Regions from separate parts of the Mus musculus genome. Here all the other regions are linked to region 3. A link is a loop called in an ENCODE intact Hi-C map of the cell type or tissue named here. Cell type or tissue: gastrocnemius. All regions are shown on one strand. Links, peaks and the distances in the headings refer to the core of each region. The heading gives the core; the rest is flanking DNA. Region 1 overlaps Psme3ip1 (proteasome activator subunit 3 interacting protein 1). Region 2 overlaps Pllp (plasma membrane proteolipid). Region 3 overlaps Nlrc5 (NLR family, CARD domain containing 5). Region 4 has its middle 4.1 kb from the start of Ccl17.

Evidence for each region. Hi-C counts contacts between places; a loop is a spot of excess contacts. Peaks named below come from ENCODE experiments on the same cell type or tissue, not always from the same donor. Only the 100,000 strongest peaks of a DNase experiment are listed, where the experiment ranks them.
Region 1: a loop joins it to region 3, with 8 times the contacts of the local background. A loop is called at or near these places in 20 of 42 quality-filtered maps.
Region 2: a loop joins it to region 3, with 2.1 times the contacts of the local background. A loop is called at or near these places in 9 of 42 quality-filtered maps.
Region 4: a loop joins it to region 3, with 4 times the contacts of the local background. A loop is called at or near these places in 10 of 42 quality-filtered maps.

What each region holds. Positions count from the first base shown.
Region 1 is chr8:94,583,014-94,586,342 of GRCm38, forward strand. Psme3ip1 (proteasome activator subunit 3 interacting protein 1) reads right to left here. Exons shown (of 8, transcript NM_028221.4): 6 at 1. Among named protein-coding and RNA genes, the nearest start is that of Psme3ip1, 17 kb to the right of the region's middle. In gastrocnemius, for the core only: a CTCF peak has its summit at 1,641 (motif pointing left); a DNase peak (open chromatin) is centred at 1,619; H3K27ac peaks cover 1,119 bases.
Region 2 is chr8:94,678,983-94,682,311 of GRCm38, forward strand. It overlaps Pllp (plasma membrane proteolipid), which reads right to left. Exons shown (of 4, transcript NM_026385.4): 2 at 363-536. Among named protein-coding and RNA genes, the nearest start is that of Arl2bp, 14 kb to the left of the region's middle. In gastrocnemius, for the core only: a CTCF peak has its summit at 1,659 (motif pointing left); no DNase peak of the experiment used is centred there; H3K27ac peaks cover 567 bases.
Region 3 is chr8:94,526,470-94,529,798 of GRCm38, forward strand. Nlrc5 (NLR family, CARD domain containing 5) reads left to right here. Exons shown (of 49, transcript NM_001033207.3): 49 at 1-803. Among named protein-coding and RNA genes, the nearest start is that of Cpne2, 4.9 kb to the right of the region's middle. In gastrocnemius, for the core only: a CTCF peak has its summit at 1,900; a DNase peak (open chromatin) is centred at 1,954; H3K27ac peaks cover 592 bases.
Region 4 is chr8:94,812,866-94,816,194 of GRCm38, forward strand. No RefSeq gene overlaps it. Among named protein-coding and RNA genes, the nearest start is that of Ccl17, 4.1 kb to the left of the region's middle. In gastrocnemius, for the core only: a CTCF peak has its summit at 1,858 (motif pointing right); a DNase peak (open chromatin) is centred at 1,894.

The DNA.
Region 1 (3,329 bases), core at 279-2,778, 56 kb after region 3:
TGTGAGTTACAGGTTAAGGGTCAGATTAACCAAAGGAAGAAATGCTCCAGAGCGAAAGTAAATCCAGAGGACAACAAATATAATCCATTGGCCCCTCGGCAGAACTTAAATGTGACTTGGCCTCCCAAATGGTTGGGATCTAGATCTAAAGCACCAGATCCTGTATGTATGTATGTGTGTGTACATGTGTGTGTGTACATGTGTGTGTGAATGAAGGCACGTGTGTATCACTGCGTTCATGTGTGAAGGTCAGGTCTTAGTAATTTGCTGCCTCACACTCATGAATGCACCTGCACCCAGCCCTGCCTATGCTTTTGAACACGGCCTCTGGACTCCCGTTCTATGTCTGTAGCATTTATGATCTTCTCACTGAAGTGTTCTGATGTGCTGTACCAGCAGGACAAGCTGCTGCTTATGGTTCTCATCTGAGTGTCACCAACAGTCATGAGGACATTCTGCAAAACTGCATTTCACCTTTCAAAGGTGAGACTTAGTTACTTATTTCTAAGGAAGTCATAATAACTTCTCAATTTCCTTTATATTCCTTAAGATCTTTGTTATGTGACTGCCAAGACAGTTCAGGGAGTAAAGGACTTGCCACAATACTTGAGTTCAATCCCCAGAACACACATGGTAGAAGGAAGAAAAGACTCCTATAAAATGTTCTAACTTTCCACATGCATATTCTCTCTCTCTCTCTCTCTCTCTCTCTCTCTCACACACACACACACACACACACACACACAGAGAGACAGAGAGAGACAGAGACATACATAGACACAAAGACAGAGAGTGAGACAGACAGACAGACACAGAGACAGAGAAACAGAGAGAGAAACAGAGACAGAGACACACACAGAGAGAGGCTCAGAGAGAGACAGACAGGTTTGACCTGTTGGTGAAGGTCTATATTCCAGCTACTTGAGAGTGTTAAGCCCTACTCTGGATTATAGAGGGGTCAAGCCAGCCACAGCTGTGTCAACCTATCCTGTTATTCTGCTGTCCTCTGGGCAGAAGGCAGAGGGTCAGAAGAGTCAGTTTTAAGTTTGTAGCTGAGCAGGGCAGTGGTGGCGTACGCCTTTAATCCCAGCACTTGGGAGGCAGAGGCAGGCAGATTTCTGAGTTCGAGGCCAGCTTGGTCTACAAAGTGAGTTCTAGGACAGCCAGGGCTATACAGAGAAACCCTGTCTCAAAAAAACCAAGAAAAAAAATTGTTTACAGCTAAAACTGAGGGGTAACTTTGCATCAACTCTCAGCATGCACTTGAACCAAAGCCTGCAGCCAGTACTTATGCTCCCAGCTCTGACTGACATTCCATCCCAGAGCTTTTAACTTTCCTTTCTCACAATAAAAAGTAGAAAAAAGGCTAGGATATAGCTCAGTGCTAGCGAGGCTGCCTAGCATATGTAAGGTCCTAGGCTCACTCCCCAGTACCACTAAAGGCAGAAAATCCTTAAGCAGGGCACTTGTCACATCATGGTCATCACCAGCTCACAGGCTGTCACCCCTGCTGTTCTCTCCGCTAGCATATGTTCCTTCCGTTTTAGGCTCTTCCTCATAACTTCCTAAGCGGGTAAATATCTGACAGCTGTTAGGATGCAGCAGTGCCTTACTGCACAACAGTGACATCTAGTGCCCAAGACACCCAAGAAGAAGCCATTGAAAGATGGAGAAACAGAGATTACCTCATCACACACACCAGGCTGGGTGGCAAATGTCTTTACCACTGAACCACCTTGCCACCCCTCAATCTTCATTTTCTTAAAATTACATGTAAACACACACTCAGGGATGCATGTTTCCCACAAGTGTACAGAGGTAAGACGGCCCCTTGCAGGAGTCAGTTCTCTATTTTACCATATGGGTCCCAGAGATCAAATTCAAGTCATCATCTTGTCAGCCCCAAACGCTCCTTTTTATTGGGATGGTGAGAGGGTAGGAGGGGGGTTGAAACAAGAGACTTAATTTTCCTAGTAAAAAATGTCAAAGTCATTAGTACATTGCAGTTTCTACTTATAACTTTGTCACTAAGGCACAGAGTATCTGGCCACACTGCTGCCCACACTACTGTTTAGTGGACCTACTGTATATACACTCTGCAGGAAAATACTAGCTAGTACAAACAGAAAATCCTACTATCAAACCAGCCATAGTGACAGACACCTTTAATCTAAGCTCTGGGGAGAAAGAGGCAGGTGGACCTCTGTCCCTGAGTCTAACCTTGTCTACATAGTAAATTCCAAGCCAGCCAGGATGCACACTGACTGTCCTACCATCAATTACCAATTCACTGATGAAGCATGTTCAAACAGAACAGTGAGTTTACTCAACTTACAAAGCTTAAAATATCCAAATAGGCTTCCTTGTAGATGGGTAAAAGTTAGGATGGACTATCAATAGCTCCTGTGGGCTATATACTCATTTATTTATATATTTATTGAGAATTTACAATATTCCAGGCACCAGGAAAAAAAAATTCAGTCATTCTGGTTGTTACAGAACTTATTTTACATCTTAGCAGTAAAGAGATAAAAAGAGCCAGGCAAACAAATGAACATGTACCCTATTTAAAACAAAATGATGGGGCTTGGGTAGCTCAATAGAGTACGTGCTTAGAATGTATAAATTCCCAGATAACACTACATGTAATACCATTTGGTGGTAAACAGGATGTAATGGTACAGCAATCAGAAGCTGCAACCATACAAAGTGCTTGAGGAAAGGCATACAGAGCTGAGTCCTAAGCCATGAAATGCTAGCCTTGGGAAATCTGAGGGAAGGGCATTTCAGGTTGAGGAAACCATGAATTTGAGGCCTTGCAATAGAATCCATTTGATGTGCAAGGAGGGCAGAGGCTAGAGTAGAGTAAACGTCAGGAAGAGTGGCTACAGAACACCAGGCCAGGAGATTTATCATAAGTCATGCAGAGCTCTGCAGAGACTGATGAACGAATGCAGACTTGAGCCAGGCATGGTGGTGCACATCTTTAGTCCCAGCACTCAGGAGGCAGAGGAAGGTGATCTCTCTGATTTCAAGGCTAGCCTGGTCTACAAAGTGAGTTCTAGTCTAGTCAGAGCTAAACAGTGAGATCTTGTCTCAAAAAGAGGTCTACTTTAGACTAACTGCCACAGGGAGGAAAAAAAATCACTGGAGTATTTCAAAGTTACATGCTGCCAGATAACTTTTACAATTTCCCATTATGCCCAAAGAACAGATTGTTAGGGCAAAGAGAAATGGAAACCAATTAGTAGTAACCCTAGCAATACAGAAGAAAGTCTAGAGTGATGAGAAAGACAACAAGATTTAGAGAGGTTTGGAGAACGCTTCGT
Region 2 (3,329 bases), core at 388-2,887, 150 kb after region 3:
CAGAGAGCCAGGGCCTGGAGAGAATGGAGGCAGCTGGCACTGACAAACCCAGACCTCCGAGCTCAAAATTCTGATCCCCCTCAAGAAAGAACAATATCCCAAGATTCCCAAGGATATCTGCAGAGTCAGTCAATAGCCTCTCGATGCTGGTCTCTTCCAAGCACCAAGTCAAACACTCCACTTCCGTCATTAACATACCTTCCCACCCCAGCTCCTCATGTAGCTAAGAGGCAGGAGGATGGCATCACACCCACCCACCTGCCCTCCATTTCACATTTATGGAAGGTCAAGAGGTCCCGTCCTAGCCATTCACAGACGAGAGGACTCAGCCTGGAGCCGCACAGTCCCTGCCCCAAACTCACCACCAACGGCCAGGGCACCATGTACAACTTCATGTGCAGTTGAAACAGGTAGATGATGAAGAAGACGATTGTCACCAGCCAGAGGAAGACAGCGACAAACATGACCCAGCCATAGGCAGGATACAGATGGTATGGGGTGTCAGCAATCAGGGCCCACACCAGCAGCCCCAGTGCCTGTGGAAAAATAAGGGGGAGTTTCTCAGAGCTGAACAGCTCCAGCCGGAGGCTCGGGCCTTGGCCCCCTTTCTTGTTAACTCAAAAAGTTTAGGCTGGCAAGATGGCTAAGAGGGTAAAATGTTTGTCACAAGCCTGACAACCGGAATTCAATTCTGGAACTCAGGTGTAAGGAGAAAAGTGACGACCAGCGGTTGTCCTCCAGCCTTTCTGTGTTCACTGTGGCATGGAACATGGTCACACGCACGTACAATTAAAAACAGCTTCTTCAAAGAAATCTTGACTCCTGTTGTTTACATCTGTGCTGGGCATCTTGTCTGGCCACTCTTCCCCCTTTCAATTCCCATCATGCTGTGTGACAAAAGGCTCTTCCCCGGTGTGACGGTTTGTATATGCTGGGCCCAAGGAGTGACAGGATTAGAAGGTATGGCCCTGCTGGGTAGGGTGTCATTGTGGGTGTAGGTTATAAGTCTCACATTCTAGCTGCCTTGAAGTCAGTCATCTGCTAGCAGCCTTCAGATGAAGATGAACTCTCCGCTCCTCCTGCACCATGCCTGACTGGATTCGCCTCCGTTCTTGCCTTGACGATACTGGACTGAACCTTTGAACCTGTATGTCAGCCCCAATTAAATGTTGTCCTTTATAAGACTTGCCTTGGTCATGGTGTCTGTTCACAGCAATAAAACCCTAACTGAGACACCCAGGTCCCCAGATAGTACCACCCAAGGTAGGAACGGTATCTCTCTCATAGAGTATATGCTCCTCATACCAGAACTGCCCACAGCATTCCAGGGGCTTGACTTTGCCACAGGTGCAGAAAAAAAAAAAATGCTAGAAGCCAGTCAGGGAGGCTAATACTTGTAATCCCAACACTGGAGGAAAAAAGAGACTTACGAATGAGTTCAAGGCAAACATGAGTCATAGGCCAGTCTTGCCCACATGAGCCCCTGTTTCAAAACAAAACTCTGTCTCAAAAAAAGGGGTGGGGGGAGTAGTGGAGAGATGGCTCAGTGGTTAAGACTGGCTGCTCTTCCAGAGACCCTGAGTTCAATTCCCAGCAACCACATGGTGGCTCACAACCATCTGTAATGGGGATCTGGTGCCCTCTTCTGGTGCGTCTGAAGATAGCAACAGTGTACTCATATGTAAAATAAGTAAATCCTTAATAGATAAATAAATAGATAGATAGACAGAAAGGGGAGCGTTTCAAGATGGCTCAGCAGGTAACAGGACTTATTGCCTAAGCTGGAAAGCCTGACAACTTGAGGCGGCCCCTCCCTCCAGAACCCAGAGTGGAAGAGAAGAGCCAGTGGGATGGTAAGCCACGCCAGGAAGCTTGGTGGGTAGAGTAGCCAGGTACCCCCACATCCCCGACTGAGTGTGTAGAACCTAAAAGCATGGGCTTTGTTTAAAACCCGTTCCTCTTCCACCTGCACAACTGCGCAGTGCTTCCTTACCTCATTCGTAACAGTGCAGGGACCACACCCACCTGAGACAGCTACTCAAAGCTCAGTTTTATACTTGAGAGTGACGGTCAGCCTTATGTAAATTTCTCCCCCCTCGAGTCCTGCCACAAAGCACCAAACTCAGATGGTTCTACCCATAGACTTCTTGTAGGAGCATAGCCCAAAGACCCTGGGGAAGACCCAGGGATAGTACAACCCCGTGACTGTCCTGGGCCTCCCCAGCCTCTTCTTTGCTGGCCAAGGATCTCTGTCTAGGTTGGGGGATACCCACTCTCCTCTCATCTGGAACTCTACCAGCCACCATGGGTGTAGAAGTCTACTGTGGCTCTGGAGAAAGCCTCCATTGCTAGAACCAGAAGGACTGTTCCACCCTCTGCCTGCATAGCATGGAAGCCGGTAGCCCCAGTCCAAGGGTGAGACCACTTTCAGTCAGATCTTAGGAGCTGAGCTGGCCTCGGGATACTGATCTTTGGAAACAAGTCCCCATCTCCTGGCCTACCCACTCTGCTCACAGGACATTGGCAAGTTCCCTGGGATCTAAAGAGAAATCCTCACCAGAGGGCTCATGACCCAGAGCTGGGGCTCCTCCAGCCCCCTTCTCTCAAACCACCCCACTACAAGGAAGTTTCTTTGTTTTGGAATACACACTTGCAGTGTAAGGACAGGGACCCTGTAGCTGAGCAGGCCTAGGAGCCCAGCAATGCCCTGGCCAAAGCAGGCTCTCTCTGTATCTGCACTCCCCAGCTAAGGTGAGCCCCAGACACCCATGTCACATAGCACCCCTCCATCTGCTCTTGCCTCTGACCCTCACAAGCATGCCCAGGGTTTGTCTCCATGCCCACTTTACAGTGACAAAGATGGGGCTGTGTAGCAGGGCCTTCCTAGACTGTGGTCACATGCCAAACTGGGAGCAAACCCTCATTTCATTACAACTCAGTGGCCAGGGAGAGGTGGCTCAGTAGGTGAAGACCTTGCCACAAAGTCTGATGACCTGAGTTAGATCTCTAGAACCTACGTGGCAGGAGGGGACTCCTGAAAATTGTCCTCCAACCTCCATATGAGCACTCTGGCATGCCCATGCCTATACATGCACAACACACACACACACACTTTCCCCTACCCTCCCTCTCTCCTTCCCTCCTCACTCCTCTCCCTCTTTCTTGGCATGGTCTCATCAGTCCAACCTGACCTTGAACTCACACCCTGCTCCTCAAGTTCTACACCACAGGCATGTGGCACCACACATGGTCCTGACACACCCTTTACTCCCCACCCCAAATCACCGTGCCAAAAGAGACATACTAGAAAGGCCACGAAACCCCAGAGT
Region 3 (3,329 bases), core at 462-2,961:
AGCACTGTAATTGGAAATACACATGATCAGGAATCCACTTATGACATGATGTCCATATCACATGACACACAACTTGACAGGGGACCACAGATAAGTCCAAGACCTAATTTATTATTATTTTAAAAAACATGAAGTTAGGCTAATGGTATAGGCTATGTTATATGAACAGCCTTTTAGCTGTTCAGGAATCTGAGGCAGACAGATCGCAAGTTCAAGGTCAATCTAGGTAATTTAGTAAGATCCTGTCTCAAAAGGTCAGAAAGGGCTGGGGATATGGCTCAATGCTAGAGTGCTTCCTAGCATGTGTAAAGCCCTAAGCTCAATGCTCGGTGCTTTTTTTTTTTTTAAGTATTTATAAGCACCTTCTGGAGAAACTTTTTGTCTTGTGCTAGGAGAGGGAGTTAAGAATTGAGTGGCCCAATGGTCCGGGGTCTGGGACATGCCAAGGACTTAGCATGAAGTCCCCTCCTGCCAGAGCCTCAAGTCTCTCTTCTGTTAATCGTGTTCTTCCAAGGACTTCCAGCCCAGGCTTAGGAGTTAACCTGACCTTGGGAGAGTTCGCACTCATCTCTTCTTTCCTGGTTTAAGGGACAAAGCCGAGCTACAGGTTTAGGGATAAGTACTTCCAGGATAATAGGCAAGACCACTAGGTCTAGCCTACCCACTACCTCAGCAGGATTCAGAAACCACTTGAAACTCCATGGTGTTTTGCTTTGTTTTGCAACTTCCAAAGGCTAAACTCACAACACTCCATATCAAATGATCAATAAACGCAGATGTAACTGGTGTCTGATGTAAACGCCTGTAGCTGGTATCTTGTAAGTTTCCTGCTTCTCCGAGGTCTGAAGTGTACTGTGGACTGGAAAACTGTAGAGTCAGACAGAAGTGAACTAGCAAGGGCAATGGGTGGAAGTTGCTGGTCACGTGACCACGAGCAACTCACCATACCTCACCTGCCGCATGAGGCTGCTATCAAAGCTCAGGTGGTAGAAACGGCTTTGCTTGACTTACATAATACTTAAAACTTTTATGAATTGATCAGTGTTTTCAATTTGGGAACTTGTACATAAAATATCTCAACTCTGACTTCCCCAGAGATAGCTCAAAGCCAGGCACGGTAGCATATGCATATAGAACATGGGCCATAGAGGGAGGAGAATCAAAGTTCAAGGTCTCTCTTTGCTACATTTCAAATTCCAGGCCAGCCTGGTCTATGAGAGACACTATGGGGTGGGGGTGCAGGGAGCCAGTCAAGCCCTTCCACTTGGAGGAGCAAAGCCACTCTGATGGGGCCACACAGATGTGACCTTTAGCTGGGGCACACATCCCTCAGGTTGCTACAGTCCCTCCCTTATCATCCTGAAACAACACCAACTACCCTTCTTTGCTTTTTGCCTGACCAAGAGTGTGGCACATTTTGAACATGGCTGAAAATGTAACTTGGACCTCTGCTATGTGCACTATGTGCGTACGTGCACACATTCTCTCTCTCTCCAATACACACACACACACACACACACACACACACACACATATATATATACACATATATATACACACACATATACATATATATACATGTCTGTATATGTGCATATATTTATATATACACACACACATATATATACATACACACACACACACATATATATATATGCACATATACAGACACAAGATAACTAGTGAGGTCAGAAAAGCAAGGTGAAGAAAGTTCCTGCTACAAATAAGTGATGATTATATTCTATCTCCCTTTATTTCTCAGGGTTGAGTATCATAAAGGATGCAGAGATGCCCCCAAGTGATAGAATGGCACCTCCTCCTCCTCCTCCTCTTCCTCCTCCCACATTGTGAAAAGCCAAGCCAGTAGAGTGCAGTTATGGCTCAGTGTCACTAGAGGGCAGGTTGGCCCACCAGTAATTTCCCAGTAGAACTAAGGAGAAAGAAGGCCATTTATGGCTAGGCGCTTGGTATGTCAAAGCATACTTGTGGCTCACCAGGATGACTTGGTTCTGACCTTTTTGGCCCTCTGCATTGTCTCTGGCATCCCACCAAGCACGAGGAGAAAGTCCTCCGGCCAAGTGCCAAACACAAGTGTCATACCAGGACACTCTTATCAGGCCAGAATAGGGGCAGACCTGGCAAACACGGGCAGGAAGTTAGCAGGTAGAGGATCCAAGAAGTTTACCAAGAAATCCCAGGTCCAATTCTGTTTCCTTTTTCTAGGAAATTGCCAGGTTGACTTGCAGGAGTTGTTCTGACTCCTGTCTTGGCCAGACTGAAGACAGGATAGTTAAATTTGAAAAAAGAACCAAGCACCGAGTGATGTGCACAGAGTAGTCTCCGAGGACAGGGAGCCTAGAACACAGAGACAGTCCTTCCTTTGTAGCCTGTTGTTTTTCATTAGGCTTTCTCTAACTCTGCCTAAGTTCTAACTTCCAAGAAACACTATTTGGCCCCAAAACACACCACAGGCTGACTGGCAAATTCCGAGCTGGCTAGGCCCACCTCACGTCAGTGTGCCAACTCCTTGTTCTTTTCCTAGAGAAACTTCCTTTCCTGCCGCCTACCTGCTTGGGAACCTTGGCAGGTTTTCATCTAAAGCAAGTAGGGCCCAGTGTCAAGGATGGCTTCCTCTGGGAGTAGACTCCTTTTAAAAATACAGAGAGAAGCAAATGAAATCCCATCGCTGGTACCAATGAGAAGTGTCAGGTCCTTCTCGGGGGTCAGGATGTGGCCTGGCCTGGGAGCACCTAAGTCCTCCCTCAGGGTTGGGAGAAGCTCGTGGTCCCTGTCACTTGCTCATCATCGGAGAGGGTCGAAGATGGCACAAATGTCCATCTTCCCGATGGAACTGTAGTTACCATTTCTCTCTCAGACCCGAAGCCCCCCTCCACTGCTTTGTCCGTTCTGTTCCCTAGCACAGCTGTCCAGAAGCCGCTGTTCCAAACCACCTTGGGGAACTGATGAAGAAGCTCCCTATAAATGCCCAGCTATAAAAACCTCCACATGTGATGTATGTCGGAGTTCTGCTTCAGCAAGCCTGAGCCTCCTGGGGCTGGCATTCTGCATTTCCAAGGAGCCAAAAGAGACCCTGGGGTTGTCCTAGGCTGGGGATCAAAGTAGCCTGCAGGTCTGGGTGTTCTGCAGACAAGAACCCCCCTCCCCATATGAAACGTTCCTGTACTCCATCTAGGTTCTGTTTTGACCACACAAAAAAGAACACATCCAGAGTTTACAGGAAAAAACCACTCAGTGGTCAGCTTGGGGACGATCACCAGGCAGCTTAGGTCCCATGGATTGGTCACCAGTAAGTCACAGTGGGTGGCCAG
Region 4 (3,329 bases), core at 470-2,969, 290 kb after region 3:
GACAGGTTGTGGCACAAGCAAGGGTCTTCCTTTTCCCAGTCTGTCTGGGCTGCAACAGCGAGTTATCTGAGAGGGTTTTTTGTTGGTTTGTTTTTTTAACCTATTGCTGCCACCTTGTGGCCAGTTTTTGCCTTGAAGAACGAATGCTAAGTGTCCGAATAGGGTAGAACCAAGAACACCACATTAACAATCAGGAGGCTGGTGGCCCTGAAGTGGCTTCTCTGTGGACCCAGGGTTCCTTCTACTGCAATAGACTTCTCTCCCTTGAGCACCAGGAGTGTCCCTCCAACAACTACTTAAGATTCTGAGTCCCAAGGCTCCTTCTACAGAGTCTTTGTGTGTGTGGGGGGGGGGGGGGGAAGCCTCTGAATCCAGTGACTAGAGAGAGAAAGGATGGTTGGCGGGAGGGGGGAGGCAAAGGGGAGCCCCTACTGGAGGCTTGCATCCTGTGTTCCAGAAGAAAGGTGCCCTCGGAGTATTTTTTTTTTTTTTTTTTTTTTTTTTTTGAGACAGGGTTTCTCTGTATAGCCCTGGCTGTCCTGGAACTCACTCTGTAGGCCAGGCTGGCCTCGAACTCAGAAATCCGCTTGCCTCTGCCTCCCGAGTGCTGGAATTAAAGGCGTGCACCACCACTTTTTGCTCTACCAGAGAAAGCCTTCCAGAGACATCTGTTGGGTAAACTCAGATAAGCAGGGCCGCAGAGACCCATGAGAGGTGTCCTGTGGGCCCTGGAGAGAGTAAAGGGGTTATTTCAAGGCCACTGGACAGAGAAAGTGTGGGGCCACAACTGGCAACAAAATGCCAGGAGGAGGAGGAAGAGGAGGGTGCAAGGTGTGTGTGGTGACAGCCCCCACATTCCTGGAGGCACCTTAAGGAACTGTGGCTTGAAGACTCTCGTGCTTAATGAGAGAGGGGTAGAAATGGGGACGGGGAAGGGGATGGACAGTGGAGAGGGATGCAAGGCATCTGTTGGTTCTTCTGTCTTGAAAGCGCCTCCCCTGTCCACTTCTGAAATACAGTTTCCCTTCGTTGCTCCATGCAAAACACCACCACGCCCACAAGAACTTCCATGGTCTTCCTATTTCTGTAAGTCACTCCAAGCCCGACATACACATGCCTAATCTTGGCCAAATGTCACCTGTCACTTAGGGAGGCTTAGATTCCCCCAATTATTTTACAGTCTCTGATAACTTGGGTCAGCTAACTCAGTAAATGAATTATTTATATAGTGGACATTTGATAATATATTTTGTCAACATGGCTGGATGAATTCCTAAAGGAACACCACCTACAGGGAAATAAATTTTCAGAGGATCCCTAACACTGAAACACCCTTTAAGATGTGGAAATTGAAGGAGCCTGATATGACTGTCTACTGAGAGGCCCTGCCAGAGCCTTACAAATACAGAGACAGATGCTCACAGCTAACCACTGGACTGAGCACGGGGTCCCCAAGAGAGGAGTTAGAGAAAGAACTGAAGGAGATAAAGGGGATTGCAACCCCATAGGGAGAACAACAATATCAACCACCCAGTCCCCCAAGAGCTCCCAGGGACTAAGCAATCATGGTTCCAGCTGCATATGTAGCAGAGGATGGCCTTGTCAAGCATCAATGGGAGGAGAGGCCCTTGGGCCTATGAAGGCTCGATAGATGCCCCCAGTGTAGGGGAACTAAGGGCAGGGAAGTGGGAGTGGGTGGGTGGGTGGGTGGAGGAAAACCCTTATAGAAGCAGGGGAAGGGAGGATGGAATAGGGAGTTTCAGGGGGGGACTGGAAAAGGGGATAACATTTGAAATGTAAATAAAGAAAATATCCAATTAAAAAAAAAAGTGGAAATTGAAATTGGGCAGTTCTTCAATACCCCACCAGGGGGCGTGATGGCACAGTAATAGATGTCCAAAATTGATGATAGCTGCACATACTCTGGTCCTAACTGATTGGAGCTGTGGAAGACCTTAAACAGGGATGTCTGTAGCTGGTCAGATGGTCCCCTGGGGGAGCAGAGGTCAGAAAATAACCCAATACACTACCAGAGTTAGCAAGATAGGGGTGGGGGTGGGTGGGTTACAAGGACTAGAAGAGCCACCAACACCAGGAGCTTGGGCAAACGCTAAAAGCACTGGGCGAGAAGTCCACTGGCTTCTATTTCCTTCGCCTGTAACTGTTTCTCATCCACTTATCACAAGGCCACAAATACCAAGTGGTGTTTGTATCTCTGTGATCCAACTTTTGTGAGTTTTTAAAAATCGTTATAAGCTAGGCATGCTGGTTTATGCTTTTAATTCATGGGCCTGTCTGTGTTGCAGTAAGCATTAATTGGGTGTTTCTACCCCATCTGAGATCATTTAGTGCCTAAATAAAATATTTATAATACTCCTTAAAGCACTAGAACAGGGCAGATATTAACTCTCTATGCTATTTTGTCTACTTCTCCTGTCAAAATCCTGAGAGATCATTTGCTGTGTTCTGCTTGGACCGTTCCTACTCCAACTGACCATCCCTCATGGCCACGCCCTCATGATCTACCGACTCCATGTTGCCTTCTTCCCCATTCTCCTTACCCTTGTGGTCTCTCCTCAGACCCCAAGACCAAAGCCCTGCCTACCACTCTTCTGCCCAGCTACAAGCTGTAGGCATCTTTATTTAACCAACAGTTTTAAACGAAGGAAGAAGGTTTGCAAACAAAAGCTGGCATATGTGAGAATTCACTCATTTTGAGGCAACTAGACCTTGGGATATAGAACTTAGCATTACAATACAGCAACAGAGCAAACCTCAGCACACCTGGGAGGTGGAGGCCAGAGCCATCGTCTGTTACACGGTGCATCTGAGGCTAACCTAGAGTGTGGGAGAGCCTAACTCCAAAACGAAACAAAAAATGACAGTGTAAAGTCAGGGGCAGTGGTACATACCTGTAGTTCCAGCCACTCAGCAGACAGAGGCAGGAGGATTGCTTGCACCCAAGAGCAGGCTGGGAAACATACTGAGAAACCCTTTGTCATGGTCATGTTTCTATTGCTTCGATAAAAACACAATGACCAATGATATTTATAAGAGCTCATTTCTTTTTGTTTTTCAAGACAGGATTTTTCTGTGTAGCTCTGGCTGTCCTGGAACTTACTCTGTGGACCAGGCTGGCCTGGAACACTTGAGATCTGACTGCTGCCTCCCTCCTGCCTCCTGCCTCCTGCCTCCTGCCTCCTGCCTCCTGCCTCCTGCCTCCTGCCTCCTGCCTCCTGCCTCCTGCCTCCTGCCTCTGCCTTTCTGCCTCAAGAGTTGAGACTAAAGGCATGTGCCACCCTCAGGCTCTGAGACTTTTCCAAAGACCT